Regions from separate parts of the Homo sapiens genome. Here region 2 is linked to region 1. A link is an interaction called in ENCODE POLR2A ChIA-PET data of the cell type or tissue named here. Cell type or tissue: Panc1. All regions are shown on one strand. Each heading gives the region's core, and the rest is flanking DNA. Links, peaks and the distances in the headings are about the cores only. Region 1 overlaps FNIP2 (folliculin interacting protein 2). Region 2 has its middle 15 kb from the start of FNIP2.

Evidence for each region. Peaks named below come from ENCODE experiments on the same cell type or tissue, not always from the same donor. Only the 100,000 strongest peaks of a DNase experiment are listed, where the experiment ranks them.
Region 2: POLR2A ChIA-PET joins it to region 1 with 13 read pairs; 10 of 35 experiments call an interaction of 5 or more read pairs at or near these places.

What each region holds. Positions count from the first base shown.
Region 1 is chr4:158,818,624-158,833,877 of GRCh38, forward strand. It overlaps FNIP2 (folliculin interacting protein 2), which reads left to right. Exons shown (of 17, transcript NM_020840.3): 2 at 7,293-7,419; 3 at 10,456-10,602; 4 at 13,238-13,338; 5 at 13,444-13,515; 6 at 14,905-15,005. Among named protein-coding and RNA genes, the nearest start is that of FNIP2, 57 kb to the left of the region's middle. In Panc1, for the core only: no CTCF peak of the experiment used is centred there; no DNase peak of the experiment used is centred there; H3K27ac peaks cover 1,241 bases.
Region 2 is chr4:158,746,108-158,761,361 of GRCh38, forward strand. No RefSeq gene overlaps it. Among named protein-coding and RNA genes, the nearest start is that of FNIP2, 15 kb to the right of the region's middle. In Panc1, for the core only: no CTCF peak of the experiment used is centred there; no DNase peak of the experiment used is centred there.

The DNA.
Region 1 (15,254 bases), core at 3,622-8,621:
ATTATGTAATATGTAGTGTAGCATCTTTCTGATTTCTAAAAAAAATTCTGAATTCTGAAACATCTAGCCCCAAGGCTCTCAGTTAAGGAATTGTGTATCTGAGTAGATCTTTGAATTATGCTCTACAGCTTTAAAAGTGCTTTCATAACTTAATCTCTGTTTTTCCCAACAGCCTTGTGAGGTAGATAAGGCAGATGCATTTTGGGAAAGCTCAGCGCTAGGGTTGGAGCATTCTAAAATCATCTGGGTTGAAGGCAGCAGAGCTAGAGTTAGAAGCCCTGTTTACCCTGGTGAATCCTAATCCGTGTCCCAAGCATCATGTCTTCTGTGACTCACATCCATCACTCACCCAACTGTGTGGACTTGACCTCTTTATCCTGTAGAGTCCCCATAAGTCCCTATAGACATTTATCTTGGCACCTGTAAAAATATAGTTAACTTAATATTTATATGTTGGCCTTTCCCTTCCCAGTTGTAAGCATATTGAGGTAAATACTGGATATAGTTAATTTCTGTTCCTGGTACCTTTCATGGTGCCTGTGTGAAGCCACACACTCAAAGGTGTGCAGAAGGAATGAACTCAGAAGTATGGTTCCATGCTTTTGCTGCTGATCAAACATATTTATTCTTTCATTCCACATTTTCCTTTACAAAAGGAATAAAGGATTTACATATCACCTACTTTCTTAAAGATGGAAGAATTGTAACCAACATGCAGTATAGCTCTGTGTTGGTAATATAACAGTGGACTACATTTAATTGGAATTGTTTGTAAATTAATATTAATATCTTTATGTTATCAATATATATTAAAGCTTCTGATAAGAACTTTAAGCACTTTTCACTATACTCCTGACCACAGGATAGCAACTCAGTGGTGATTTTTTATGCAGTTCCACTGAAATTGCTCCAGGCAATTCACACAGCTGAGGCTGTATAAGTGCAAAATAGGGGAAGAAAGGAGAGCCAACACAGTCTTCCTGAGAGTACTAACATAGCAAAAGATAAATGAATTCCAAATCTGTTACTGCCATCTATTTACGTAAGTTTTTTCTTGAAATAAACAGCTTTTACTGGGTGGGAAATAATGTGTATTTTGTGCTGACAGGGTGAACTCTCATTGCTATGTCAAGCTTAATTTTCCCTTTTCTTCCACCCCCAGTCTTCATTTATTTTCAGGGTGTAACTCTTTGGGTCTCCCCACTCTTCTTGAGCAAACCTTTTGAGAGATTTCTGTTTGTACTTAGAAGGTGTTTTTTGAGAGAATAAGGAAACGGTGGAGGTTGGCAGAGAAAAAAGAATATAGAATAGGGTTAAAGAGTGGTTGGAAAATGTAACTGCGTTTCATAGGAGCAGGGTTATGGTTTGCTCATTGCTTTATCTCAGAATGCTTGCCAAGTAGTAGGCATACAGGAATTGCTGGTTAAATGGATAGTATTTTTGCCAGTTTTTGTTGTCATCATTATTGTTTGTTTTTGTTTTGTTTCATTTTGCCTTTTCTTGGACCATTGAAAGTTTCCTATCATTCCTGACTGTTTAAATATTTACCTTCTTGGATCACAAGACTGTTCTTTAAACTCTTTATGTAAACTTATTTTTGACTGTGTGGGGAGGCTTCCTTGTGTGAGACCAGGAGGAAAAACAGAGATCATGCTTTTTCCACATGGGGATACCCATGACCACTTCTACTCTGATTCCTGTAAAAGTTCAAGAGAAGAAACAACACCCACACTAGAACTGGTCTCAAAGGATATAGCAAATCACCCTGCAACATGTTATACAACTACTGCTCTTTTGCTTATTGGCCATTACTCCTTGAAACCCAGGATTTACAAGTCACTACTACCTCTGCATTTGCCCTGAAAATGGTCTTCTCAAATCACTTTAGTTCTCTTCCTAAAACACAGGTCAGATCGTGTCATTCTCTTTCTTGAAATCTTGGAATTGGCACACCACAGCTTGTAGAGCAACAGATGCATTCCTTGGCATAAAATTTAAAGTCCTTCACAAGTAGTCCTCAGGTGCCTTTCTAGCCTCATTTGCTGTGTGGTTCTTCTGTAGGAGACACATCCCAAGCACCCAGTGATAACTGTCTTTTTGTGTTTGTGCTGTGCCCTCAGTCTGCAGTGACTTCCCTGTTCATTATTCCTTCTGTGTCTTTGTCCAAAATTTTCTCCTTCTTAGGAGGACACCAGTCATTGGATTAGGGTGCCTACTAATTCAGTATGGCCTCATCTTAACTTGATTATATCTGCAGAGACCCTGTTTCCAAGCAAAGTCATATTCACAGGTATAGGAATTAGGACTTGAACATATCTTTTTTGGGGACACAATTTAAACTACAGTACATGGCTCTAGATATTTTAAAGAGAATTCTGTTTTCTGTGTTTCAGATCACTTGAACTAGTGTCTGTCATGTTTCAGGGAAGTAACTGAGACTTTGGTTCCTTGCTTTTCTAATCTTGATGAGTAGTTTCAGAAATGAGGCCTGGCTTCAATGCTAACCAGGCAAATCCTGGCATCATGGAATTTTAAAACCAAAAAGAGTCTGTATAAGTCATTTTGCTTAAATTTTACAATAAGAAAAGGTAGACAAATCATCTTCTCTTACTGTGCCTGAAGGCATAAAGTGGACATAAATAATACCCTGATGCCAAGGACAGTGTTCATTCTTTATGTTCAGCAAAAACAGAAATGAAATAATTCAGATTAGAATACATTTCCCTGAAGTGGTCAGCTATTTTTAGGCAAAAGCCCCAAGGCTTGTTTTCATACCCCTTTTGAATCATGCCGAGTGGCCCCAGTCATATGAAGAGATGTCATCAGTAAAGCACCAGGAACTGTGGTCAGTGCTCTTGGAAGCTCCACAGTAACTGTTGGTTGAATGTAGAAGTGAATGTGAATATGAAGAGAATATGTGTGCCATGGAGCTACCAATAGCTCAAGTCCTGTGTATAAGGGATGGCAGGGAAAGGGGCTGGGAGTGTGCTGGGAATTTCCATAGATTATCTCTTTTAATCTTCACAACAGGACCTATAAGTACTCCTAGGGGAGAAGTTCCCAAAACTATAAAACCGGTGGGAAGCAGAGCTGAGATTTGATCCCAAGCCTGTCTCATTCTGAAGCACTGGTGGCCTTTGTCCTGCTTCTGTTTCCTTTACCAAATTATGCAACTGTTTTTTCCTCTACTAATACTAAAATGTCAGTGTCTCACCGCACTTTGGGAGGCTGAGGCGGGCAGATTGCCTGAGCTCAGGAGTTTGAGACCAGCCTGGGCAACATGGTAAAACCCTCTCTCTACAAAAAATACAAAGAAATTAACCAGGCATGGTGGCACATGCCTGTAGTCCCAGCTACTTGGGGGGCTGAGATGGGAGAATTTCTTGAGCAGGAGGTTGAGGCTATGGTGAACCGAGATGGCGCCACTGCACTCCAGCCTGGGCAACAGAGCAAAAACCTGTCTCCAAAAAAAGGAAATGTCAATGTCAAAATTATATTTATGTATTAAACCAAAGACAGTATTCATATGTAAGAAGAATAGAGTTTTCCTCTTTTTTTTTTTTTTTTTTTTTGAGATAGAGTCTCCCTGTGTTGCCCAGGCTGCAATGCAGTGATGCGATCTCAGCTCACAGCAGCCTCGACTTCCCGAGCTCAGGTGATTCTACCACCTCAGCCTCCGCACTCCAGTAGCTGGGACTACAGGTGTGTACCACCGTGCCCAGCTAACTTTTTGTATTTTTAGTAAAGATGGAGTTTCACCCTGTTGCCCACAAACGCCTGGGCTCAAGCGATCAGCCGGCCTCGGTCTCCCAAAGTCCTGGGATTACAGACATGAGCCATTGTGCCTGACCGTTTTGTTTTGTTTTGTTTTTGTTTGTTTGTTTAACAGACGGGATCTCACTCTGTCACCAAGACCAGAGTCGGAGTGCAGTGGTATGATCATGGCTTACTGCAGCCTTGAACTCCTAGGCTCAAGTGATCCTCCCACTTCAGCTTCCTAAGTAGCTGGGACTACAGGTGTATACCATCACAACCAGCTAATTTTTAAAAAATTTTAAACAGTCTGGGTCTTGCTATGTCATCCAGTCTTGTCTGGAATTCCTGGGCTCAAGAGATCCTTTTTGCTTCAGCAACCTAAGTAGCTGGGATTACAGGTACGAGCCACTGTGTCCATCACTCGTATCTTATAAAATACTTTTAAAGCATTTGGATCAAAAAATGAGACAATCTGAAATACATACTTTTCCCCTCTGTGTCTTTTTAAAAATTTTTAAATTAAAAAAATTATTTTTAGACTCCTGAATCAGAACAATTGTCCATGATTTTTATTTCCATCCTTTTTTCATTGAAAAATAACATGAAACATTTAATAAGGTGTTATGATCATGATTAAATTTTATCTCTTCTAAAGTAGCTGTTTTCAGTTTGATATTTGAATATGTGTTATTCTTCAAAAATAAGGATTGAACAACTTGGTTATAAATTATAATGCTGTCTTGGCAAAATGTAATTATTAGGGCAAAATTCATTTAAAAGAAAATGCAAGGCAATTAAATCTGATTTTTTTTACTTTTAACAAAATCAACATATGTACTATGTTATAATAATATATAGCTTCAGAGCCTTTTTAATGACCTCATTTTATTTATTTATTTATTTAGAGACGGAATCTCCCTCTGTCACCCAGGCTGGAGTGCAGTGGTGCGATCTCGGCTCACTGCAACCTCTGTCTCCCAAGTTCAAGCGATTCTCCTGCCTCAGCCTCCTGAGTAGCTAGGATTATGGGTGCCCACTAGTGCGCCTGGCTAATTTTTGTATTTTTAGTAGAGATGGGGTTTCACCGTGTTGGCCATGGTTGGCCAGGTTGGTCTTGAACTCCTGACCTCAAGTGTTCTGCCTGCCTCGGCCTTGTGTAATTTTAAAATTTAGTGGTCTGGGTCATAGTCATCAGACTGTGTTGATTGTAAGTGACAGTGAACTAATTCCAGGAATAGTGCTTACTCAGGAACAGCTGGCTTTGGGTACTGCCAGGAATCTGTTTCATTCTATTGCTCACCTCTACTTTCCTCCACGCAGACTTTTGCTGACTTCATTTTCAGACAGGCCCTTACTTCATGATGGCAAAAATAGCCACCACCAACTCCAGGGTTACCATTTACAAGCTGAACAACTGAGTTTTGGGGCTGGCTCACACAGCCAGCTTGGGTCATGTGGCCATGTCTCATTAGCCAGACCTGAAACATGGACTCCCTCTGGACTGAGAGTAGAGGGAAGATGGTTTGAAAATAAACTTGGCTTATTATTATCAAGATTAGGAGGAAAGGATGCTGGGCGTGATAACTTAGGGCACAGCTTGTTGAAAGAAGGTACAACCAGAACTTTATATGTTTTGCCGTAGGGATTTAAGAAAACAAATCTGCTACCCAAAAAGAACATGTTCAGTATTAACTGCCTGAAAAAGGAAAAGACCAAAAATGCACAATTTGTGATTGAGTACCAGACACTGTATTAATTTTCTTTAAAAATCATAACATTACCAATCCTCTGAGGCAATTATTGCCATTTTGGAGCACTTACTGTGTGTCACACTTTGTGTGAGGCACTTTACGCTTTGTAGGACAGCTTTGTGAGGGCAGCCTTAATATTCTCATTGTACTGATGAAGAACTAGGAGGCCAGAGGCATTTGGGTTTGAATCCAGATGTGTCTTATTTCATTTATATCATCTCCTAGTTTTACAGTTTGCTTTTGTTAGTCTGTCTGTGTGTCCATCTATCCTCCTCTGTCCTGTCAGAGCTCCCCCTCAGCTTCTCTAAGCAAGGCCCCCTTTCACCTCGGGCACCTCTCCAGTCCATTGGGAAACCGGCTCAACTCTGTCCTCTGAGCATGCCACCAGTGTCTGTCCCCTTTCCCCCACCTCTGCTGCTGGAGCTCTAGCCTTCATTATGAAGGGCCAGAACTCTTATTATGAATTCTGTTTGGCCTTCCTGCTTCCAGTCTTCATCTCTTCCACCCCCATTTTCCTTAACAGCCAGATTGAACTTTCAAAAAGTGCAGACCTGATCTTATCAAGCGTCTGTTTTCCTTGGCTTCTCATGGAGGGAGAACATGATCCTGGCCCCTGCCTGCCGTCCTTTCCACCTCACGGCACTCACTCTCTGGCCTTTTTTCTTCTTCCTTCTCCAGTGCAGCAGTCTTACACCTTACCACCTCCTTCTCTGTTCCTATGGTGCGCATCATTTGTTTTGCTTCTTCAGGTCTGTGTTTACATGTCACTTCAAGTCCTTAGGGACTTCTCTGTCCCTTTCCCCTACCCCTTCAATCTGGAAATCTGAAGCTGTTTACTGCTCCTTTTTGTACTTTTCACAGTTTGTAGTGATACATTCGTCTGTGATTATTTGCCTAACATTCCCCACTGAATCATGAACTCCATAAGGGTGGGGACCAGGTCTGTCTGGTTAATTAATTGCTGAGTCTCTAGCAGCAACCACAGTGCCTGGAACATCACAGACACTCAAATATGTGTTGACTGGACTGATGGGTTAAAAACTGAGTATATCCAAAGCAGTGCACTTTTAAATGATTATCTTTTCTGTAGTTCCCTCACTCTGTAATTTATTAAGAATGAACCTATGTTTTCCTCAGAGCAGTTTTATCCCAGTTGCTTTTGGTTTGCTTAGAAACATGCTTCCTTTCTTGCTGACTGTAATTGCTAGCAATTCCAGTGCTCTACAGTGATGCACTTGGTTTCTGAAACTCCTGGATTAGAGCTAGCCATAATCGGGGAAGATAATAAATTTTAGGGTATGTAATTCCTCTTAATTTGACCTGAGTGTGGGTGAGGGAAAGAAGAGAAGGCTCTACCGACTTGCTCCAAATGGTTCCCTGCCCAATAACACAGAAGCCTTAACACTCCTTTAACTCGGATATGCTGTCCCCAGAACCCAGGCATCCAAATTTAGTCTTCTCTGCATGTCCTTGTGATTTCTGACTGCCATCTGTGTCCAAATTGGCTTTGGAAGGAGAAGCTTTCTCTCCAGTGATTTATTATTTAAAGCAGTCTTCTCAGCCCTTATCATGAAAACTGGCAATTTTCATATGGCCCTTTGGAATCCACATACAAGGCTATCTGTCCCAGGCTCACTGGTGCCCCAGTTCTGAGGGGATCACTAGCCCTGCATGCTTGTGGCCTTTTGATGTGCACACAGGCATGGTGACTGGGAAGCTTATCTGTCTGTGATCATCTCATGTGCTGCAGATAACATAACTTCTTTTGCCCTTTTTAATCCACAGTTGGTCATGTTCGGAGTTTGACCTGAATGAGATTCGCCTGATAGTTTACCAGGACTGTGACAGGAGAGGCAGACAAGTCTTGTTTGACTCTAAAGCTGTTCAAAAGATTGAGGAGGTGACAGCTCAGGTATGAAATGCTGATTTGCTTTCTCCTTTTCTTTTGTGCTTTTAACCACCCTTCTGATCAATCATTTATTAATCTATCATCTTCTCTTTGAGTTATATTATACAGTGCCATTAATGGTTCAGAAGAAACATAAGCAAGCATTGAATCCTTTAATCAAAGCCCTACCCCCAACAGGCATGAGTATGCTCACTGCTAAACACAAGTGAAACTGTTAGCAAGTAATCATGGCAGGAGCTAAGCAGTGTACTATTAATAGTACTAGAGGTAAATTTGCTGGTGAGTTGCAATCCAGTAAGATTTTGATGCCAAGTGAGTGCCTCAAATGTAATGGGAAAGCAGAACTCTAAAATTCATAAAGTGATAAAGTGTTAGTGTGAAGATCATTCTGTCCAGTGTTTCTCATGGATAATAATAAGTAGCACTGGGTTAAACAAAATTAAACAGCTTTGCTTATTTACAGGACTTCCATATGCAAACCTGCATTGTTATCTTCAAAAAGGATTGTTTCTCAAACCCTTCTGACCAGGGGAGCTTTTATTTATTTCCCATTTTTTTTGTGGAGAGTTGGGTGGTAGTGGTGGTGGTGGTGGTGGTGTAGGGTGGGCGACAAGCAATGGGTAGAGTGAGGATAGAGCAGCTCTTGATCCCTTGGAACCAGAATGGGAATGGTAAAGTAACATGTTTAAGGTGAGGAGAGTCTGATCCTTTCTGGGTCTTTTTTGGATATGATACCAGGGTACTTGTAAATTCACTTTAGACCTTTCATTCTCTTTTCAGTATTTGTTCAGATGCCTACAAATTAAATAAATCCACTTGTATTCATTCTTTTTATGTTCAATAAGTTGCTACCCATACTGACCAAATACTGGCAGTTTGTAGAATGTGCAGCTAAGTAAATGAACAGTTTATAACGCAGTCTTTGTCTCATCAGGGCCAAGGGGTTGTTTTCCTGCTTTTGATAAGGATCATTTCTGCAGGAAGGAAGTGTTTGGTTAAACACAGTTTAGCTGGGTGGATTCCACAGTGTTTTAAAGTGGAGTTCTGCCAGGTGGCTAATCATTACAGTAGTTGTTGGGCTTGTTAGGTAGGTGAAGGGAGGGAGGGGGAAACCAAGAAATCTCTCAGGTGATTCACTGTAGGCTTTCCAGGTTAGATTTGTAACAGAAATTTAGGTGAGCCAGCACTTGACCCTTTGGTGGACAGGAGATGGTTTACCTCTTAGTTTCTTGAATTATTTCCCATTTCTCTGAAGGCCTCACATGGATGGTCTAGTTGAGCAGCTATCACTGGGGCTGCTCATAGTGGTGGCAGGTGGAGGGGAAAAGAAACACAAGTTTTCAAAAGGAACTGGAATCTTCAGTGTACCAGAGCACTGATAATGCTGGAATCTGGAAACATAGGCTTTCTTAGAAGCATTCATCTAACCAAAAAGGCATCTTAGGTTCAGGAGGTTTGTAGCTTGCCCAAGGCTACAAAAGAATCCAGTCAGTGCTCTATTCACTACACCAGGTGGTTTCTCCAATTATAGACTGTTCAGCATTGTACTCCAGCCAAAGGGTCTAGCAGTCTGAAGCAGTGGCACCTCGTGTCACTTAGGCCCTCTGAGGGGCTGTGTTTCTGGCTTAAGTGAGATTGAGTAACAGCTTTATCTTTAGCGTGTTGAGGGAGTGCTGGGTGCTCAGGAATAATCAAGTGCCACTTTGAATGCCATCATTGCTGGAGTGACAGTTGTGGTCCAGCACATTTTGTGTTTTCCTTACGTTCTTTTCCCATTTTCAGTCCCCACCGCCCCAGCCTCCCTTGGCAAGCACAAAACGTCATGAGTTTGTATCAAGCACATGACTGCAGGCATTTGCATTAGACCACCAGTGTGACTGTCACATTGGAGATTAGATAAGCTGCAATTGCATTCATGTTTTTTTCCAAGCAAAAGCTACACAAGGAAAAAAAAAAGGCAAAGAAGACTCAGAATAGAAATAACTTATCATAGAGGGTGCAGGAAGCTTCTGTAGGGAGTAATATGTTTGGGGAGAGGTAAATATTAATAAAGGTTTATCCTTATACGTTTGTCACTGTGATAAAAATTAGTGGCAAACTCTAGGGAATGTATAGTAGAGCATCCTCTGTTGTCTTTAACCTTTGAAGACCATATTTCCATCACATGCTATGTAATTCACAGTAGCTCCTGTTTCAGGGTTTTGGTTTCATCCCTTACAAATTCAACCTCATGATTTTCCTTCCTGTTACCTTTAAAGGAGTAGTAGAGGAGGTGTGTCATTAAAAACACAAGTAGGCCGGGCGCGGTGGCTCACGCCTGTAATCCAGCACTTTGAGAGGCTGAGGTGGGCAGATCACGAGGTCAAGAGATCAAGACCATCTTGGTCAACATGGTGAAACCCCATCTCCACTAAAAATACAAAAAAATTAGCTGGGCGTGATGGTGGGCACCTGTAAGTCCCAGCTACTTGGAGGCTGAGACAGGAGAATTGCTTGAACCCGGGAGGCACGGGTTGCAGTGAGCCGAGATCATGCCGCTGCACTACAGCCTGGCAACAGGGTGAGACTCCATCTCACAAACAAACAAACAAACAAAAAACCCTACGAGCCAGTCTGCCCAAATTAATAGTTTTGTTTTATTAGTTCCATTTGCTTAGTAAAAATTTAGATTTGAAGCCTCATCTTTCTCCTCATCAATGTAATGGATTATGACTCTACATAATACTAAAAAGCTAATAATCAAAACTCAAATAACCAAAACAGAGGTCAATTATGTGAATTGAAGTGTAAATAATAGTTAAATTATTAAAAGAGGATAAAGTCTTAATACATAACCTACCTCCTTTTGTCTAGAACCCTTCTTCAGCATTCTGCCATCCCAAACCATGTTTTTGTCATTATTGGGGAAAAAAAAAAGCTTCTGTTTTTTAATGCAACCTAGGCACCAGAATGCTTTTAAAAAGGAATTCCCAATGAAGAACTGTTGACGAACCTGATATACTTAGTAATCTTTTACCTTGCCTGTCTCTCTTAACCTAGAAAACAGAGGATGTTCCTATTAAAATATCAGCCAAGTGCTGCCAGGGAAGCAGCAGTGTCAGCAGCAGTAGCAGCAGCAGCATCTCTTCCCACAGTTCTTCTGGGGGATCTTCACATCATGCTAAGGAACAGCTTCCAAAGTACCAGGTACAACCATCCCTTCTGTGGGAATAGCCCCTGAGGTTAAAGTTATTTACTGTAATTTCTCCTTGGGAAATAATGCCTGCTCGAGGGCTCTACTCCAGGAATATGAGGACAAGTATTCAACAGAGTACTCTTAAATGTTTCACATCGATGTTGTTTTTGCTCTTTGGCTTTTATCTCCAATAAAAACTGTAATCAAGCAGAGGTAATACAGCCTACTGTGAACTGGATGAGGAAGAAATATTGCCAGTCAGGTAAATTACCTTGCTTTGTTTCCTTTGCTCTCTGATCCAGAATAATAAACATGTACTTTCCAGTTTTGTTATAAGAATTCCTAAGGATTCTGGGAATGTATATGGGCATCCTAAGAAAATAGAACATACCAGTAAAAGGAAGAAAGCCTTGTATGGGAACAGAAAGAAATGGCAAGATCTAATCTGAGTATGAAGGATAAAAGGCTGATGGCATTTTTTACACTGTGTGTGTGGGGTGTGTGTGTGTGTGTGTGTGTGTGTATAAGGATAGGGGTTAAGGTTATTGAGAAATATTGGCTAACAAGATAAAAAGGAAGAAATGTTTTATAAATATTGAATGGCAAAAGAATATTAATTGATGGAGGATATATTGAACTTTTTCTTAAACCCATGTAGAATCTTTTCTACTATTTTGCTGGAAAAACAATACTAGGGAAGTTACCAGCAAATGGGTCTGGAGAACTTTGTTTTTTCATAGTTAGGATTTGTGCCATGCATTTGCCCTTTTTGAGACACAGTGCTCCAGGGTCTCACAGCAGTCTGCAGTTTAAAAAGTATGGAGTAGAATTTTCAGCAGGTTGAGAATCACAGTTGGCATGTGGCCCTTGTACCCCAAGAAAAAGCAGATTATAAATGAAGGAGGTGGGTGGAAGTTAGTAATAAAGAATGTGAAAACCAGTTGGTTTCTGTCTGCATATAGTGGGAAGAAGTTGGTTTGAGCTATAACGAGAGAGAGGAACCTAGCTGAGCAGGGCTGATAGATTTATCTTTCTTTTTTTTTTTTTTTTTTTTTTTTTGAGACGGAGTCTCGCTCTGTCGCCCAGGCCGGACTGCGGACTGCAGTGGCGCAATCTCGGCTCACTGCAAGCTCCGCTTCCCGGGTTCACGCCATTCTCCTGCCTCAGCCTCCCGAGCAGCTGGGACTACAGGCGCCCGCCACCGCGCCCGGCTAATTTTTTGTATTTTTAGTAGAGACGGGGTTTCACCTTGTTAGCCAGGATGGTCTCGATCTCCTGACCTCATGATCCACCCGCCTCGGCCTCCCAAAGTGCTGGGATCACAGGCGTGAGCCACCGCGCCCGGCCCAGATTTATCTTTCTCTTTCCGCCTCTGCAACCGTGCATAAGTAAGTGTGTATTTGTGCGTCAGCGTATGTATGCTTGTGTGTCTGTGTGTGTGTATGTATTTGGAGTTTTAAAAAAAGATTTGGAAGAGTATGTTAAGGGTGATTCCCATGTTTTTCCTTGGGTGGAAAGCACACTGACAGAGAATATAGTTGGCAGGTCGGGGTGCAGAACCATGGTTGCTTTGGTGGCACACTGGTTTGCTCAGCATTCATACCTGTCCTGTTCATCATTGTGTCACTAGCACTTAGCACGGGTGCTCAGAATTCTGCATCCCAAGACACTCATTCAGATGTCACTAGGTGAATGAATGTATTGGGGTATACGATTCTAGAGCTCCAGGAGAGCTCTTGGTCTAGAGACAAAGATGTAGGAGGTATTCTATGTAAATAATAATCAAAATCAAAAGAATAGTTGAAAAGGCGGGCAGTTAGTAGGGTTGACCTCCAGGCAAAACCACAGTAAGGGATGATCTGAGAAAGAAGAGAGTCAAAATGGAGAGTCATGAACAGCATCAAATATATTGAGAGAAGTTTAATAAAGCAAACTGGAAAGGGTCCATTGGATTTGACCAAGAGGGAGGAGGTCATCATTGGAGCAGTTGAACTAGTTTGAGCTAAGAGGTAAAGTCAGGCTGTGGTAGATTAACAAGCCAGTGAGAGTAGAGGAAGAGGAGGCAGGCAGTCCACTCTTTGGTTGGTAAAGGCATGAGAAAGACTGGTCAGAAGCTAGAGGGGTCAAATGTTGTTGAAATACTTTTGTAAAACTTCAGAGTTATCAGACCATCTGTTATCTTTTGGGCCCTCATAAAACCCTATCTGCAGCAATGGGCATTTTTTATTCCACATTGTTAATTATTTGGCTGAATAATACCGAACCATATTTTTTTCAGGATGTTTTCTTAGTACCAAGAGAAGAGTTACAGTTATTTTCATAATTTAATCTTTGTATTTAGAGTTTATAAATGGAGATAATAGTAATCTTTGTTTCTCATAACACAAATAAAAATGAACTCTAATAAAACACTTGGATCCTAGGTGATGATGTTGTGTACAGAGAAGAAATCACAAACATTAGTAATACTTTGGGGGGGAAAATAGGCAATCGCCATTATAAGTTAAGATTGTAAGATGACCACTTGAAGCTTTGAGAAATAGTTTTAATCACCGATGACACTAACGAGATTAATAAACATTATTTTCTGTTGCATTGCATGTCATGTTCCATGTACTAACTTTGATTTTGTTTTCTTGCATGTAGTACACAAGACCAGCTTCCGATGTCAACATGTTAGGGGAAATGATGTTTGGCTCAGTTGCCATGAGTTACAAAGGCTCCACCTTAAAGATACACTACATACGGTGAGTCTGGGCTTCCTTTTCTACTAGTTTTGAGAAGTGGAACGGTGGTATTGACTCCTTAACTCATAAATTTATTTTTCCCCTCTCCTTTTTTCCCCTCCACAGTTCTCCTCCACAACTGATGATTAGTAAAGTCTTCTCTGCTAGAATGGGCAGCTTCTGTGGAAGTACAAATAAGTAAGTGTAGGATTTTGCATTCCCCACCCCCATTTTTTAAAGTGTGTATTTCTAGATAGACTAATTCTTTAAGGGCCATAAGGCATTTTGAAATGACAAGCAGAATGAGTCCAAATTAACAAAGGGGCTTTAAAAGTGGCTACTGTCCTATAAACAGTGAGTGGGAAAAGACCTTTGACTTTATTAGGTGGCCCTAAAGACAAATGGCTGTCTTTATATGTTTTGAGTCTCCATCTGTTACCCAGTCACCAATTTTTAATTTCCTGGGAAATCAAAAATAAAGAACAAAAGGGAAGGGGCTACATTATTCTGAAATATCTGAGAACTTAAACTCATTTTGGCATATTCATTCATGTATTTTGAACTTTCAAGCAGAAATATTTCATATACTTCATTTTTTAAATAAAACAACAAAACACCAGTTGTACTTTGATAAGTTTGAAAGAAGCGCTTGTTATAAATTAAAGGACATTCTTAGGGGTCAAGTAAAAGCTGTTTTTTCTTATCCTGGGAAATTAAAAATATTTCTCTATATATTTGAATACCATTAAGTGAGTCTTGGCTTACTCTTCAACAAAACAGTTTGAACATTTAACATTGGAATGTCATGACTTAAGCCAATATGAGAATTTTTATTTATTTCTTGCGAGATTTGTTTTTAACAGACCCTTGGGATTACCTGAACGTTTATTGCATTAATTCCCTTACGTGCAGATTTAAGTAAAAATTATTTTGCCTTCATTATGCTGTATTATTCTCAAAGTCTTTCTGTCGTCGTTTTTGTCAGCTCTACACACAGCAAAAGTCTTTAATTGTTAATAAATACAATAAATTATTAAAATCTGCTTCCCTCACATTTTTATGAGTAATTCTTTTTAGAAGTTGTGAAATGAAACTCCTGTAAGAATTATAATTTCTGTTGCATTTTATTCCTGAAAAAAGTTGCTGAATTGCTCATTGATGTTAACCAAGAGTAAAAATTAATTTCATTTTGAGAGTTTATGTAAAATACTTAAAATGAATGTCAACAAGTTGGCTGTCAGTTGCTAAAGCAAAATGTAGAAATGAATAACAGTATCTCGGGTGTCAGTCACTGAAGCAAAATTTAGAGTTTGGTGTCTCATTATATTATATGAAATTGTTAGAAGTACAGTTGTTTAGTTACACGGGTTGAGCTACCTCCAAAATAGCTTTTGTTTTCTTCCAACAAATTCACCTGAAGTTGCAAGTTTAATTCCCTTTGGTAGATGTGAGACTTTGTTTATAAAGAAAAGTATTGAGTGACTGATCAGTCGTTGTCTATATTTGGAAGTCTATTAGAAAACAGCTTTAGTAGCTTCTTGACGTTTTTGTCCTCTTTCTCCTTTTCCCCCCCATCTCCGGATATAGCTTGCAAGACAGCTTTGAGTACATCAACCAAGATCCTAATTTGGGAAAACTGAACACAAATCAAAATAGTTTGGGTCCTTGTCGTACTGGAAGTAACCTAGGTAAAATCAGAGATACAAACAAATTCTTTCTTTCTGAATACACTATTGTGGGTGTGTGTTTTGCTTTATTTGAGTTTGTCGTGGGTTTTTTTTTTTGCGTTATCTTTAATCTGTGTTTATTTTTTTTGTATGTGTACTTTGTTTGCCCTCTTCTATGTGTTTCCATCTCTAGGTCTGCTGCAAGCATGCAGCAGCAAACTGCTGCAGGGGGTAGCTGAAGGAGGACCTCTCCGGCTCACCCGGAGTGCT
Region 2 (15,254 bases), core at 4,542-9,541, 72 kb before region 1:
TCACAGATCAACAGGATCCCAAGGCAGAAGAATTTTTCTTAGTACAGAACAAAATGAAAAGTCTCCCATGTCTACTTCTTTCCACACAGACACCGCAACCATCCGACTTCTCAATCTTTTCCCCACCTTTCCCCGCTTTCTATTCCACAAAACCACCATTGTCATCATGGCCCGTTCTCAATGAGCTGTTGGGCACACCTCCCAGACGGGGTGGTGGCCGGGCAGAGGGGCTCCTCACTTCCCAGTAGGGGCGGCCGGGCAGAGGCGCCCCTCACCTCCCGGACGGGGCGGCTGGCCAGGCGGGGGGCTGACCCCCTCACCTCCCTCCCGGACGGGGCGGCTGGCCGGGCGGGGGGCTGACCCCCCCACCTCCCTCCCGGACGGGGCGGCTGGCCGGGCGGAGGGCTGACCCCCCACCTCCCGCCCGGACGGGGCGGCTGGCCGGGCGGGGGGCTGACACCCCACCTCCCTCCCGGACGGGGCGGCTGGCCGGGCGGGGGGCTGATCCCCCCACCTCCCTCCCGGACGGGGCGGCTGGCCTGGCGGGGGCTGACCCCCACCTCCCTCCCGGACAGGGCAGCTGCCGGGCGGAGACGTTCCTCACTTCCCAGACGGGGTGGCTGCCGGGCGGAGGGGCTCCTCACTTCTCAGACGGGGTGGCTGCCGGGTGGAGGGGCTCCTCACTTCTCAGACGGGGCGGTTGCCGGGCGGAGGGTCTCCTCCCTTCTCAGATGGGGCGGCTGGGCAGAGATGCTCCTCACCTCCCAGACGGGGCAGCGGGGCAAAGGCGCTCCCCATATCTCAGATGATGGGTGGCCAGGCAGAGACGCTCCTCACTTCCTAGATGGGATGGTGGCCGGGCAGAGACGCTCCTCACTTTCCAGACCGGGCAGCCAGGCAGAGGGGCTTCTCACATCCCAGACGATGGGCGGCCAGGCAGAGATGCTCCTCACTTCCTAGACGGGGTGGCGGCCGGGCAGAGGCTGCACTCTGGGCACTTTGGGAGGCCAAGGCAGGCGGCTGGGAGGTGGAGGTTGTAGCGAGCCGAGATCACGCCACTGCACTCCAGCCTGGGCACCATTGAGCACTGAGTGAACCAGACACTGTCTGCAATCCCAGCACCTCCGGAGGCCGAGGCTGGCGGATCACTCGCGGTTAGGAGCTGGAGACCAGCCCGGCCAACACAGCGAAACCCCATCTCCACCAAAAAAATACGAAAACCAGTCAGGCGTGGCAGCGCGCGCCTGCAATCGCAGGCACTCGGCAGGCTGAGGCAGGAGAATCAGGCAGGGAGGTTGCAGTGAGCCGAGATGGCAGCAGTACAGCCCAGCTTCGGCTCGGCATCAGAGGGACTGTTTTTTGTTTTTTTGAGACAGGGTCTTACTCAGTTTCCCAGGCTGGAGTGCAGTGGCGCGATCATGACTCACTGCAGCCTCAACCTGCCGGGCTCAAGCGATTTTCCCACTTCAGCATCCCGAATAGCTGGGACTACAAGTGTGCACCACCACACCCAGCTAATTTATAAATTTTTTTTATAGAGACGGAGTCTCACCATGTTGTCCAGGCTGGTCTCAAACTCCTGGGCTCAAGCCATCTACTCACCTCAGCCATTCAAAGTGCTGAGGTTGCAGGTGTGAGCCACCATGCCAGGCCAAACATTTTTTAAATAGTTCTTTTTATTTTTAGAGATGGAGGTCTTGATATGTAGCCCAGGCTGATCTCAAACTCCTGGGCTCAAGCCATCCTCCCACCTCAGCCTCCCAAGTTGTTGGAATTATAGTCATGAGCCACCACACCCGGTTTAATGTGATGATGTGGGGGGAGAAAGGAGACTCTTTGGAGAAATGTCTTTGAATAGCCAAGAAGGGATGAGAGCTGGTGCAAATGTGGAAGTGCTGGTCGTAAATAGGAGTACAGGACATTATATCCACAATAACGGGAGGCGAGGCAAGACAGAATATTGGCTGCTATGGTTTGAATGTGTCCCCTCCAAAATTCAGGTGTTGTCAATGTGATAGTACTCAGAGCTGGGGCCTTAACAGATGATTAGGCCACAAGGGCTCCTCTCTCATGAGTGGGTTAAAGCCCTTTATAAATGAGGCTTCATGCAGCATTCGGCTCACTTGCCCCTCTGCCTTCCACCATGTGAGAACACAGCCTGCATCTCTTCAGATGATGTGCCATCTTGGAAGTAGAGAACAGCTCTCACCAGACAACCAAAACTGTTGGTGCCTTAAACTTCCCAGTCTCCAGAACTGCGAGAAAATTAATTTCTCTTCTTTATAAATTACCCAGTCTCAGGTATTTTTTTTTACAGCAGCACAAAATGGACTAAAACATGGGCACAGATGTGAGAGGGTAGGGAAAGAAGAGGTGGTTGAAATTCTCTTCTGAAGCCTCAGTTCCCTTAATGAAACAGATGCTGGTTATCCGTGAAGAGTGAGGTTGGGGGACAAAGTGTTGGAGGTCTGAAAAAGGGCAAAAATTGTTTGTCTAGGAGGGTGGGAAGTGAAGGTGCTAGAAAGATATGGTATGATTGCTAGGCAGCATTAAAATCATACTGGAATTTGGTGGCCAAGAATCTAATCATCAAGAGTTTTCTCCGGCCAGACTCCATAGATGAATGCATGTGAGGAAGAGATAGAGTTTTAACCAGGGTTGTGGTTTTTCCATGCTAGTATTAGCAAGTGAGAGAGCACCAAATAAGTTGAGAGTTGTGTTATTTAGAACAAAGCTAGATTGCTATAACAAAGCAACCCAACATTAATTCTGAGACTTAAGTCAGATATTTATTTCTACTTCAAGCAACAGTCAGAAGTGACCATTTCAGGTCACTGGGTCTCATCTTCAAAGAATCATTTAGGGACTGGGGATCCGTCTTTCCATCTTGTTTCTCTTCCACATCCTAGTGCATTTTCCTCATTTGGATCATAGAAACTGGTTGGCAGACACATCCTTTACCATTTACCAGGAGGGGGAAGAAGAGCTTGAAGAGGAATCCCTTGCTTTAAGGGCCTAGCCTGCAGGTGCCACATATTACTTCGGTTTATATTCCACTGGCAAAATTTTAGTCTGATTGCTACACTTAAATGCAAGAAAGCCCAGGAAATGCCATATGTATGGTTAGCTATGTGCTTAGCTACAATTCTATCACTTTTGAGAAAGCAGAGGATGGATTTTTGTGGACAACTATAACTGTCTGCTAGGGAGTGATTACAGTTGACCAACGGATATATACTAAGCAACAAGGAATGAGAGAATCTGAAAATCAGGAGGCATAGAGTAAAGGTAGTAGAATCAGGGATGGTAGACCTCAATGGAGTGAAAGAATGGCTGGGGTAGGGGTATGAGACATGGAGAATGCTGGGCATGGGGAATATGGAGTTACTGTTACTGACTATGTCAAAGTCTAGGGTATGATCTCACAGTGAGTGGCTGATACAGGGTGAAAGGTCCAATCACAAGAAGAAGGGAGGTGAAAAAATTGAGGCTAAGACATGAAAGCTGACCATTTTGGATATTAAAATTACTTAGAATTATGCTATGTGTACTGTTGGAGAAAGTGACCCCACACTGAGCTGCTAACATCTGAGAAATGAGGGCAAGTGACTATGAGGGTTAGTAGGTGGTATAAACTGATGCCATGAGATTCAAAGCTGGAGATTTTTAGGGAGGAGGAGTGGTTCAAAAGTGAAAATGAGGTGCGAAAGGAACCTTCATCCCATCTCCAGGACCAACATCATGTAGATGTGGATTTGGTCAGAGAAGATCCAGAGGAGATAAATATATGCTTCTGATTTCTTCAGATTTTGAGAAAAAATACCAACTTTTTCTACCTGTGAGGCCCTTTGAAACACTATTTCCATTGAATAATACAAGGATAAACAAAAATTTTCTTTTAAAAAGGATGTATGCCTCCTGAATGTTACAGATTTGAATTGCCTTTTAAATAAGAAATGTGGGCTGGGCGCAGTGGCTCATGCCTGTAATCCCAGCACTTTGGGAGGCCGAGGCGGGTGGATCACAAGGTCAGGAGTTTGAGACCAGCCTCGCCAATACGGTGAAACCCGTCTCTACTAATGCTGGGATTACAGGTGTGAGCCACTGCACCCAGCCCACATTTCTTATTTAAAAGGCAACTTAAATCGGTAACATTCAGGAGGCATACATCCTTTTTAAAAGAAAATTTTTGTTTATTATTCAATGGAAATAGTGCTTCAAAGGGCCTCACAGGTAGAAAAAGTTGGCATTTTTTCTCAAAGTCTGAAGAAATCAGAAGCATATATTTACCTCCTCTGGATCTTCTCTGAGCGAATCCACATTGGGAGAATTTGTCTAACAACCAAGTCATTTTTTTCTCTTTAGATCTGGCCTATGGAATAACCAAGCCACAATTTATTATCCATTTGTGAGGGATTGTAATTCTTTTGAGGCTTTTCCTGGCGAAGCCCCCAGATTCTTCTTGTTGCATTTCTAGTTTATGAATCAAGCCTTTCATTTATTTATTTATTCAACAAGTATTTCTTTCCTTAGCAACCAGTCTAGCATGGCTTTATCCTAGGCACTTACGAGGTTATAAGGGCAATCCATTCCCAATCCTACAAGAGTTTACAGTCTATTTGGGATGACAAGAGAGAAAGAAAGAGAAAAGAAAAAAGGAAGGAAGGAAGAGAGAGAGGGAGGAGAAATAAAAAATACATTTAAAGTAACTAAAATACATGTGATTGTAAATTCAAAAAGAAATATGTGAAATCCATGAAAAGAAAACTATAAAACATTATTGTGGGACATGAGAAAAGGCTTGTAAAATGGAGAGACTTACTGGATTCCTGGGTGAGAAGAATCAGTATGGAATGGTATCAAATATGTTGAAATTAACCTAAAATTTAATTTATTTTAATAAATACTCCAACTCAAATTTTTAGAACTTGACAAGTCAATCATAAAATCTACTAGGAAAGATATCTATAAGCCAAAAAAATTTTTTTGAAAGAGAATAGCCAGCAATCCCACTTCCAGGTATATATTCAAAAGAACTGACATCAGTATTTTGAAAAGATGTCTGCACTCCCATGTTCACTGCAGCACTATTCACAATAGCCAAGACATGGAATCAACCTAAGTGTCCATCAATAGGAATGGATAAAGAAAATGTGGTATATATACACAATGGAATACTATTCAGCCTTAAGAAAAGAAAGAAATCTTGTCATTTGCAACACAGATAAACCTAGACGGAGGACATTATGCAAGTGAAATAAGCCAGGCACAAAGAGACAAATACTATGTGATCTCACTTTTATGTGGAATCTAAAAAAGTGGATCTCATAGAAGCAGAGAGTACAGTTACCAGGGATCGGGGGTAGAATGTCGGATGGGGACAGGGAGATGTTGACCAAAGGGTACAAAGTTTAACTTAGGAGGAATAAGTTTTTGAGATGTATTGCACAGCTCAGTGACCATTGCTAATAATAATGTATTGTATATTTCAAAATTGCAAAAATATATATATTTTAAGTGCTATAATTACAAAAAAGTATATGAGGTGATGGATAAGCTTGACATAATCATTCCATAATGTATACAAATATTAAAACACCACATAGTGCCCCACGAATATATACAATTATTGTCAATTAAAAATAAAAATTTAAATTAGAAAAACAGGAAAAAAATGACAAAGCGTAAGTGAAAAATTTGCCCTAACAGATATCAAAATACCTTGTAAACCTATAATGATTAAAGCAATGCAGAAACTGCTTTAAAAAAGACTGAAAAAAGAATAGAAAGTCTGTTTAAAAACAATTGGAAGTTAATGTTAACTTTTAATAAGGAGTTTTCATGTGCTGGACACCAATATAATTTTTGATGATAGAATATGGTGATTTTTTTCAGTTTTCAATTTTTAATTTTTGTGGATACATACATAGGTGTATATATTTATGGGGTACATGAGATACTTTTTTTTTTTTGAGATAGAGTTTCGCTCTTGTCACTCAGGCTGGAGTGCAATGGCTCGATCTTGGCTTACTGCAACCTCCATCTCCCAGGTTCAAGAGATTCTCCTGCCTCAGCCTCCCGAATAGCTGGGATAACAGGTGCCCGCCACCATGCCAAGCTAATTTTTATGTTTTTAGTAGAGACAGGGTTTCACCATGTTGGCCAGGCTGGTCTCGAACTCTTGACCTCAGGTGATCCACCTGCCTCGGCCTGCCAAAGTGCTGAGATTACAGGCATCAGCCACCCCGCCTGGCTGAGATACTTTTATATAGTATTCAATGCATAATAATCACATCAGAGTAAATGGGGAGAATATGGTGATTTTTAAAAATATATTTTGGAACAAAAAATTATAATTATATGCTGCTACAAACTCCTTCCATTTTCACCTACTTATTTATGTGAATAAGGTTTCTTAGCATTTACAACTATTAAAAAATTAAAAATATAAATTAATATTGAACCTGTCTCATTCTTGCAGTGTAATCTTCATTCATAAGAGTGAATAAATTAAATTTAGCTCCATCTGTCATTGAGAACAATGCAATTTTGTTTATGTTTAAGAATTACAAATTTGAGGCTGGGCACAGTGGCTCACACCTGTAATCCCAGCACTTTGGGAGGCTGAGGCAGGAGGATTGCTTGAGCCCAGGAGTTTGAGACCAGCCTGAGTGACATACTGAGACCTCATCTCTAAAAAAAATTTTTTTTAAAGTTAGGTGTGGTGGTGTATGCCTGTCATCCCAGCTACTCAGGAGGCTAACTAAGGTGGTAGAATCACATGAACCCAGGAGTTCAAGGCTGCAATGAACTATGATTGCACCACTGCACTCCAGCCTGGGTGACAGAGCAAGACCCTGTCTCTTAAAAAAAAAAAAAGTGGGAATACTACTACTACTTCTCTCAGAGGGTTGTTGCCAGGGTTAAAGGAAATATGAGATACACACAAGGAAAATGCTTAGAACAAGGCTTGAGATATAGTAAGTGCTATGCATGGGATTGCTATTACTTTTAAGAAATGGTATGCCACACCTAAGAATGTCAGAGATGACATATGAATGAGGCACCTCTGATATGTGAATTACTACATAATCAGCTTAAATACAAATAATGGTCATACTATATGTTACTGTTCATTCAACAAATATTAACTTGTCACTTGCTGGTTTGTACTTTTCTATGTGATGCATCTTCTTTTAAAAATGTTTTATACTTTTTATTTCCACAAAAATAAAACTTAATTTCTCTAATTTCTTAATGTATAAGGGTTTATAAAAAATAAATCAAAATGTAATACCTTCCGTTTTGGATTTCATGCCAAAAATAAAATTACATTTTGCTATGTATCCAAATTACATCTTACGAACTCCTATAGTGTTTTATAAAGACAAAAACAAATTTTTAAAGGTTGAAAAAAGCTGGGCATAATGGAACATGCCTCTACTCTCAGCTACTTGGGAAGCTGAGGCAGGAGGGTTGCTTAGCCCAGGGATTTGAGACCAGCCTGGGCAACGTGGCAACACCTAGTGGCTATTTTTTCTTTTCTTTTTTTTTTCTTTTTTTTTTTTGAGACAGAGTTACACTCTTGTTGCCCAGGCTGGAGTGGAATGGCGTGATCTCAGCTCACCGCAACCTCCGCTTCCTGGGTTCAAGCAATTCTCCTGCCTCAGCCTCCTGAGTAGCTGGGATAACAGGCATGCACCATCACGCCTGGCTAATTTGTATTTTTTGTAGAAACGGGGTTTCTTGATGTTGGTTGTTCTCAAACTCCTGACCTCAGGTAATCCGCCCGCCTCAGCCTCCCAAAGTGCTGGGATTACAGGCATGAGCCACCGCACCTAGCTAAATTTTCTTTTTTAAGTGTTGAAAAAGTTTGGTAGAGACTGGCTTGCACAATAAAATTACTAAAGTGTTGTCTAAATGTATGCAATTGGCAAAATACCTGCATTAAATTTTTCCAGTTGGACTATAGTACTTGTAAGTGGCAGTTATAACCATTTAAAAATTATTGAATAACCACATACGAACTTTTTTTTCAACTGAATATAATTTAGCTACAGGGTTGGTCAACATCATGGTAGGTAACAATGGATTCATACTAACTTTTTCAAGCCCCTAGATTTCTAGCCAACACATTGCAAGTAGTAATGCACTGGTTTTCACCATAGCAATATACTAAGCAATGGACTAAAAATTTAGCCAATGCTTTCCAATCTGTATCATTTAATGAATTTTATAAAGTGTTTAACTCACTTAACAATAATTAGCTCTGCTTTTGATCTTAAATAAGTAATGGAATCTCAATTATTCTTGGATAAAGGCAGGCAAGCAGGAGGCAGAGAACAGTAATTTTTAAACTTGTTTAGGTTTGAGGCATCACAAGAGAATCTGAAAAATTGTGGACTCTCTTCAAAAAGCTGCACATTCCTACAATACTTTGTACACAATTTGAGGGATCTAAGTGCTGTTTCTCAAAGTATCATCCATAGACCATCTGCTTCCAAATTTCTTGAAGTTCTAGTTAAAAGTTCAGATTCCTGAGCACCACTGCAGATTTACCAGATTGGCCCAGAAATAGGATTTTTAACAGTGTCCACAGATGAGATTATTTTAAGATAGACTGTATTTTTTATCAAAGAAGAATGCACAAATAGCATATTCATGTGTAACATTTTAAAAGTCAAATAGTACTAAAAAGATTGTAATTAAAAAAAAAAAAACAATAGTCAGGCTGGGTGCAGTGGTTCATGCCTGTAATCCCAAGGCGGGAGGATCGCTTGAACCAGGAGGTTGAGAACAGCTAGGGCAGTATAGTGAGACCCTATTTTTACCAAAAAATTTAAAAAATTAGCAGGGTGTGGTGGTACATGCCTGTGGTTCCAGCTACTTGGATGGCTGAGGTGGGAGGATCGCTTGAGCGCAGGAGGTCGAGGCTGCAGTGAGGTATGATTGCACCATTTAATTCCATTCTGAGAGATAGAGCAAGACCCTGTCTCAAAAAAAAAGCAAAAAAACAACAGTCTCCTATTGCAATCTTTCCCACACCCAGTCTCAGCCCTACAGGTTACCACCCTCAACTTTTCTAGCTAATTTCACTGATATTTTACTCTATATCTTAAAAAATTTATATGCTCATGTCACTATGTCTTGACTAGCCAATTTTAGTCCTTGTCCATTGACTTCCTGCCATGGTGAATAAACAGTAGGATCTTACTACCCTATGCTAACTTTACTTTCCTTCCCCCATGTCCCAGTATAGTTGTATAATAACTTTTTGTTAAATCAAGTCAACATTAATTATTAAGACAATGTATTGCACAGAGCCAGATAATGCATTACAACCTCTTTTCCTGCATAGCTTTCATTTTTTTCTGAAGTTAGTAACTGCCACATTGCATCGTTTGGTTTTCCATTTACCTATTGTTAATTTTTTCCCAGTGTTCCAGTGTCTTTGCATATACTTATCATTGACTTTTTTTTTTTTTTTTTTTTTTTTTTTTGAGACAGAGACACACTCTGTTGCCCAGGCTGGAGTGCAGTAGCACTATCTTGGCTGACTGCAACCTCGCCTCCCAAGTTCAAGCAATTCTCCTGTCTCAGCCTCCAGAGTAGCTGGGACTACAGGCATGTGCCAGAGCACCCAGCTAATATTTTTCTTTTTGGTAGAGACAGGGTTTCACCATGTTGGCCAGGCTGGTCTTGAACTCCTGACCTCAAGTGATCTGCCTGCCTCAGCCTCCCAAAGTGCTGGGATGACAGGCGTGAGCCATCACGCCTAGCCAACAATGATGTTTTTTATGCCCAAACATTTAAGTTCCATTTTTCTGAGCTACTCCTGGTGCCCTCTTCCCTCCCCCTCCTCTCTGGCCTGATTGTTTTGTTTTGTTTTTCTTTGAGATGGAGTCTCGCTCGGTCACCCAGGCTGGAGTGCAGTGGTGCAATCTCAACTCATTGTAACCTCTGCCTCCCAGTTCAAGCGATTCTCTGGCTAATTTTTGTATTTTTAGTAGAGATGGCGTTTCACCATGTTGGCCAGGCTGGTCTCAAATTCCTGACCTCAAGTAATCCACCTGCCCCAGGCTCCCAAAGTGCAGGGATTATAGGCGTGAGCCACCACACCCAGCCCTGGCCTGACTGTGTTTTAGAGATCCTGGGACATCCCTTCCTACAACCTTAGGAATTTTCTTGTTGCTTTTCTTCATTGCATCTTCTCTCCCATATCTTCTATTTTCTTGTTTTACTTCCCTATTTTGCTAAACAGCTTCGTAAGAAAGGATGCACAGATGATGTAATGTTTAAGACCTCGTACATCTGAAAATGTGGGTATTCTCTATGACTTGATTTATAGTTTACTTTGATAAAGGATTCTAGGATAAAAAGTTTTCCCTCTGAATTTTTTAGGTTGTAGTCCATTATCTTCAATCATCAAGGGTGGCTGGTGATAACTCTAACGCTTTTCTGAGTCCTATTCCATTTTTTTTTTTGTGATCAGCTTTTTCTCTCTGGAAGATTCCAGAATTATTTTCCTTATCCAAGATGTTCTGAAATTTGATGATGATGTGCCTGAAATTGTTTTGTTTTTAAATTGTTCTGGGTGGGCCCTATCAATATGAGGACCTCTATCCTTCAGTTCTGGAAAATTTTCTTCTATTATTTCTTTGATGATTTGTTCCCTGTTTTCTCCAATCTTTCTGAAACTTCTATTTTATTCACATCACTGTATATTTAATTTTCAGAGCTCTGTCTTGCTTTCCTTTTTCATGGCTTCCAATTTGTTTTATAGACATATCTTTTTGTCTCTTTGACATTAATCAATTATAGGGGTTTTTTTTGTTTTTTTTGTTTTTTTTGTTTTGAGATGGAGTTTTGCTTTGTTGCCCAGGCTGCAGTGCAGTGGTATGATCTCAGCTTACCGCAAGCTTCAAGCAATACTTGTGCCTCAGCCTCCTGAGTAGCTGGGATTACAGACATGTGCCACCACTCCTGGCTAATTTTTGTATTTTTCATAGAGATGGGGCTTCACCATGTTGGCCAGGCTGGTCTCGAACTCCTGGCCTCGAGTGATCCCCCCACCTCAGCTTCCCAAAGTGCTGAGATTACAGGTGTTAGCCACCATGCCTGGCCTATTATAGTTTTTTTTGAAGTTGCCTTCTCCTTGCATGGTCTCCACTTCTCCAGGTCCCTCTTAGTTCTAAGTATGTGTTTTCCTTACCATTTTGGAGGCATTCATCAAATGTTTAGTGATTCTTGGATTACCCTTCATATTTAAGAATGACACCCCAAACACTTGATTTGAAGTTCTCTGTATGGAGTACTGATTTATGAAGTTCATGAATAGATGCTCCAGCGGTGAACCATCTCTTCACTGGACTTTCCCAACTGTAAATGTCTGGAGAGCTTTTCTCTGCTGCCATTCTACTTCTCTAGGAGCTGAGCATTCACTTGATTCTCCTCTTTTGGTCCACTGAGGGACAGTTGTCCAGCCGTGCAGGGTAGGTGCAGAAAGGAACCTGGGGTCAGCCAGGCGTGGTGGCTCATGCCTGTAATACCAGCACTTTGGGAGGCCAAGGCAGGTGGATTACCTGAGGTCAGGAGTTCAAGACCAGCCTGGCCAACATGGTGAAACCCCACCTCTACTAAAAATACAGAAATTAGCTGGGTGTGGTGGTGTACACCTGTAGTCTCAGTTAACTGGGAGGCTGAGGCAGGAGAATCACTTGAACCCAGGAGGCAGAGGTTGTGGTGAGCCGAGATGGCACCAACATATTCCAGCCTGGGCAACAGAGCAAAACTCCGTTCTAAAAAACAAAACAAAACAAAAAACAAAACCCACAAAACCTGGGGTCTATTTACGTGTAGACTTTCAAACATCTCCCATGTTTTGAGCCTACACACCTGACCTATCCTTTAGTGACACCTCCTATATCCCAAATGTTGACACTTTAAGGATCTCTGAGGGCAACTGGCCCCTATCTTTACACTTAGGTTTTGACCTGTTCCTCTCTGCTAAGTTAATTACTACTTCTTCACCCACTTTCCGTCTTCCAAACATGTGTCTTTGTCCAAATACTTGTCGAAATCTCTAATTCTAATTGTGTCTCCCTTCTCTTTGTCTTTATTATTGTAGATTAATGTGTTTTTATTCCTCTACTGTCATTTTAGTGGGATTTGAAGAAGTGAGAGGTGGGGAAGGGAAAGCTTGTGGTGAAATTACAATCTGTAAATGGAATTCCTAAGTAATTCTTGTGCAACACACGCTTGAGGGTCACTGGCTAGAATACAGTTGGTGCTGGAATACTGGCTATTGACTATGTCGTGAACTAGATGAATTTAGAAAGAATTAAATATTTAAAAGCAGCAAAAATGGTATTTGTTAAACTACTGACCTAAGGAGTCTCATCAGATCCCAAAATGAAAATCCCTGCCAAATAAATAAATAACAAGAAAGGAAAAGAAGGAAGAAAGAAAGGTCCTAAGTATGTTAACTGTACCTATTTCTATCTATCCAGGTTGTGGAATAGATATCTTATTATATTCTTCTTTGTACTTTTCTGCATTTTCTAAATTTTATGCAGTGTGCATGACCGCGTGTATGAGAGAGTTTCTGTACCTCTCAGCACCTCACCTCTGGAGGTAAAATAAAGTCCACAGAGTCTGAAACATATACATTAATTGAACAAGTTTTTATTGAGTGCCTAAGCCAAAGTTAAATACCACAGAAGCATTAAGAAATAGGTAAATATTTTCTCGCTTTTTTTTTTTTTTTGAGACAGGTTGTCACTCTGTTACTCAGGCTGGAGTGCATTGGCACAATCTCAGCTAATTGCAACCTCATCCTCCTGGGCTCAATTGATCCACACCACCATGTCTGGCTACTTTTTGTATTTTTTTCGTAGAGACGGAGTTTTGCCATGTTGCCCAGGCTGGTCTCGAACTCCTGGTCTCAAGTGATCCACCTCCCTTGGCCTCCCAAAGTGCTGGGATTATGGGATTACAGGCGTGAGGCACTGCACCTGGTAGCTAACTATTTTCTGAATCATAACCTGAAAAGCTACTTAAAAAAACAGTTTGCCTCTCCCTCTCTCCTCTCTCTCTTTCCACGGTCTCCCTCTGTTGCCGAGGCTGGACTGTACTGCCGTGATCTCGGCTCGCTGCAACCTCCCTGCCTCGGGCTCCCATGATTCTCCTGCCTCAGCCTGCTGAGTGCCTGGGATTGCAGGCATGCACTGCCACGCCTGACTAGTTTTTGTATTTTTGGTGGAGACGGGGTTTCGCCGTGTTGGCCGGGCTGGTCTCCAGCTCCTGACCTCCAGCTCCTGATCTGCCCTCCTCGGCCTCCCGAGGTGCTGGGATTGCAGATGGAGTCTCGCTCACTCAATGCTCAATGTTGCCCAGGCTGGAGTGCAGTGGCGTGATCTCGGCTCGCTACAACCTCCACCTCCCAGCCGCCTGCCTTGGCCTCCCAAAGTGCTAAGATTACAGCCTCTGCCTGGCCGCCACCCCGTCTAGGAAGTGAGGAGCGTCTCTGCCTGGCCGCCTATCATCTGGGATGTGAGGAGCCCCTCCGCCCGGCCGCCACGTCTGGGAAGTGAGGAGCGCCTCTGCCCGGCCGCCCCTTCTGGGAGGTGACGAACGCCTCTGCATGGCTGCTGTGCAATCTTCCAAGTGTGAAGTGACAGCCTTTCTGCAGGTGTACCCAACAGCTCCGAAGAGATAGCGAACATCGAGAACGGGCCATGATGACGATGGCGGTTTTGTCAAAAAGAAAAGGGGGAAATGTGGGGAAAAGAAAGATCAGATTGTTACTGTGTCTGTGTAGAATGAAGTAGACGTAGGAGACTCCATTTTGTTCTCTACTAAGAAAAATTCTTCTGCCTTGGGATGCTGTTAATCTATAACCTTACCCCCAACCCCATGCTCTCTGAAACATGTGCTGTGTCAACTCAGGGTTAAATGGATTAAGGGCGGTGCAAGATGTGCTTTGTTAAACAGATGCTTGAAGGCAGCATGCTCCTTAAGAGTCATCACCACTCCCTAATCTCAAGTACCCAGGGACACAAACACTGCGGAAGGCCGCAGGGACCTCTGCCTAGGAAAACCAGAGAACTTTGTTCACGTGTTTATCTGCTGTCCTTCTCTCCACTATTATCCTATGACCCTGCCACATCCCCCTCTCCGAGAAACACCCAGGAATGATCAATAAATACTAAAAAAAAAAAAAAAAAAAAAAAAAAAAAGTTTGGGTTGAGAGAAGAAAGTGTCTTGGGAGGAATTTTTTAAAACTGAGAAGGCATGGAAACATATGGCATTTTTACATTTCTTTTACAAAATGTATTCAGGGCCGGGTGCGGTGGTTCATGCCTGTAATCTCAGTACTTTGGGAGGTCCGGGTGGGCAGATCACCTGAGGTCAGGAGTTCCAGACCAGGCTGATCATGGAGAAACCCCATCTCTACTAAAAATACAAAAATCAGCCAGGCATGGTAGCACACGCCTGTAATCCCAGCTACTTGAGAGGCTGAGGCAGGAAAATTGCTTGAACCCAGGAGGCAGAGGTCGCAGTGAGCCAAGATCACACCACTGCACTCTAGCCTGGGTGACAGAGCGAGATTCCATCTAAAAAAAAAAAAATGTATTCAGTGACTAATATCTCACAGATTCTATGCATGGAGTTAGAGATGCAAAAATCCAAAAATCCCCCATCTCATCCCTTAAGAAAGATCCATGGTCATGATGTAGTAGGTTCCTGAAAAATACTCAGGAAAAATACAGCTGTCTGCATTTTGTAATTTATAAATTAATTTATATGCAGCCAATTCTCGTGGTTGTTTGGCCACCAGTCATTTTCCCCACTCCCCCTTCTCTTTTTGAGAGACTTGGTTTTGTTCTGGTGAGTATCACTCCACCGGGTGACTCAGGGAATAGTCTCGTTAGTCAAAGACAATCATAATAACACCACATCCCCCTTGCCAGTGATTAGATGCTGCAGAGCTTCTGAGAAAATGAAACACACAGGGAGAGACCAGCCCCATCTCCTGCTGAATATAGTTGCACCTGCACATAGTCCCCAGAAGTGTGGGGCCATCTTGGTGCCAGCCCGAGGAAGAATTTAATACACAGAGGAGAGCAGAGCCAAGGGAATCCCAGAGAAGCAGGGGTGGCTCTAGTATGCCATGGCTGGCCCCTGTCCTACCTCTAGACCTAACATTTTATGAGGTAAAATGTCCTCTTATTGTTTAAGCCAATTTGGGCTGG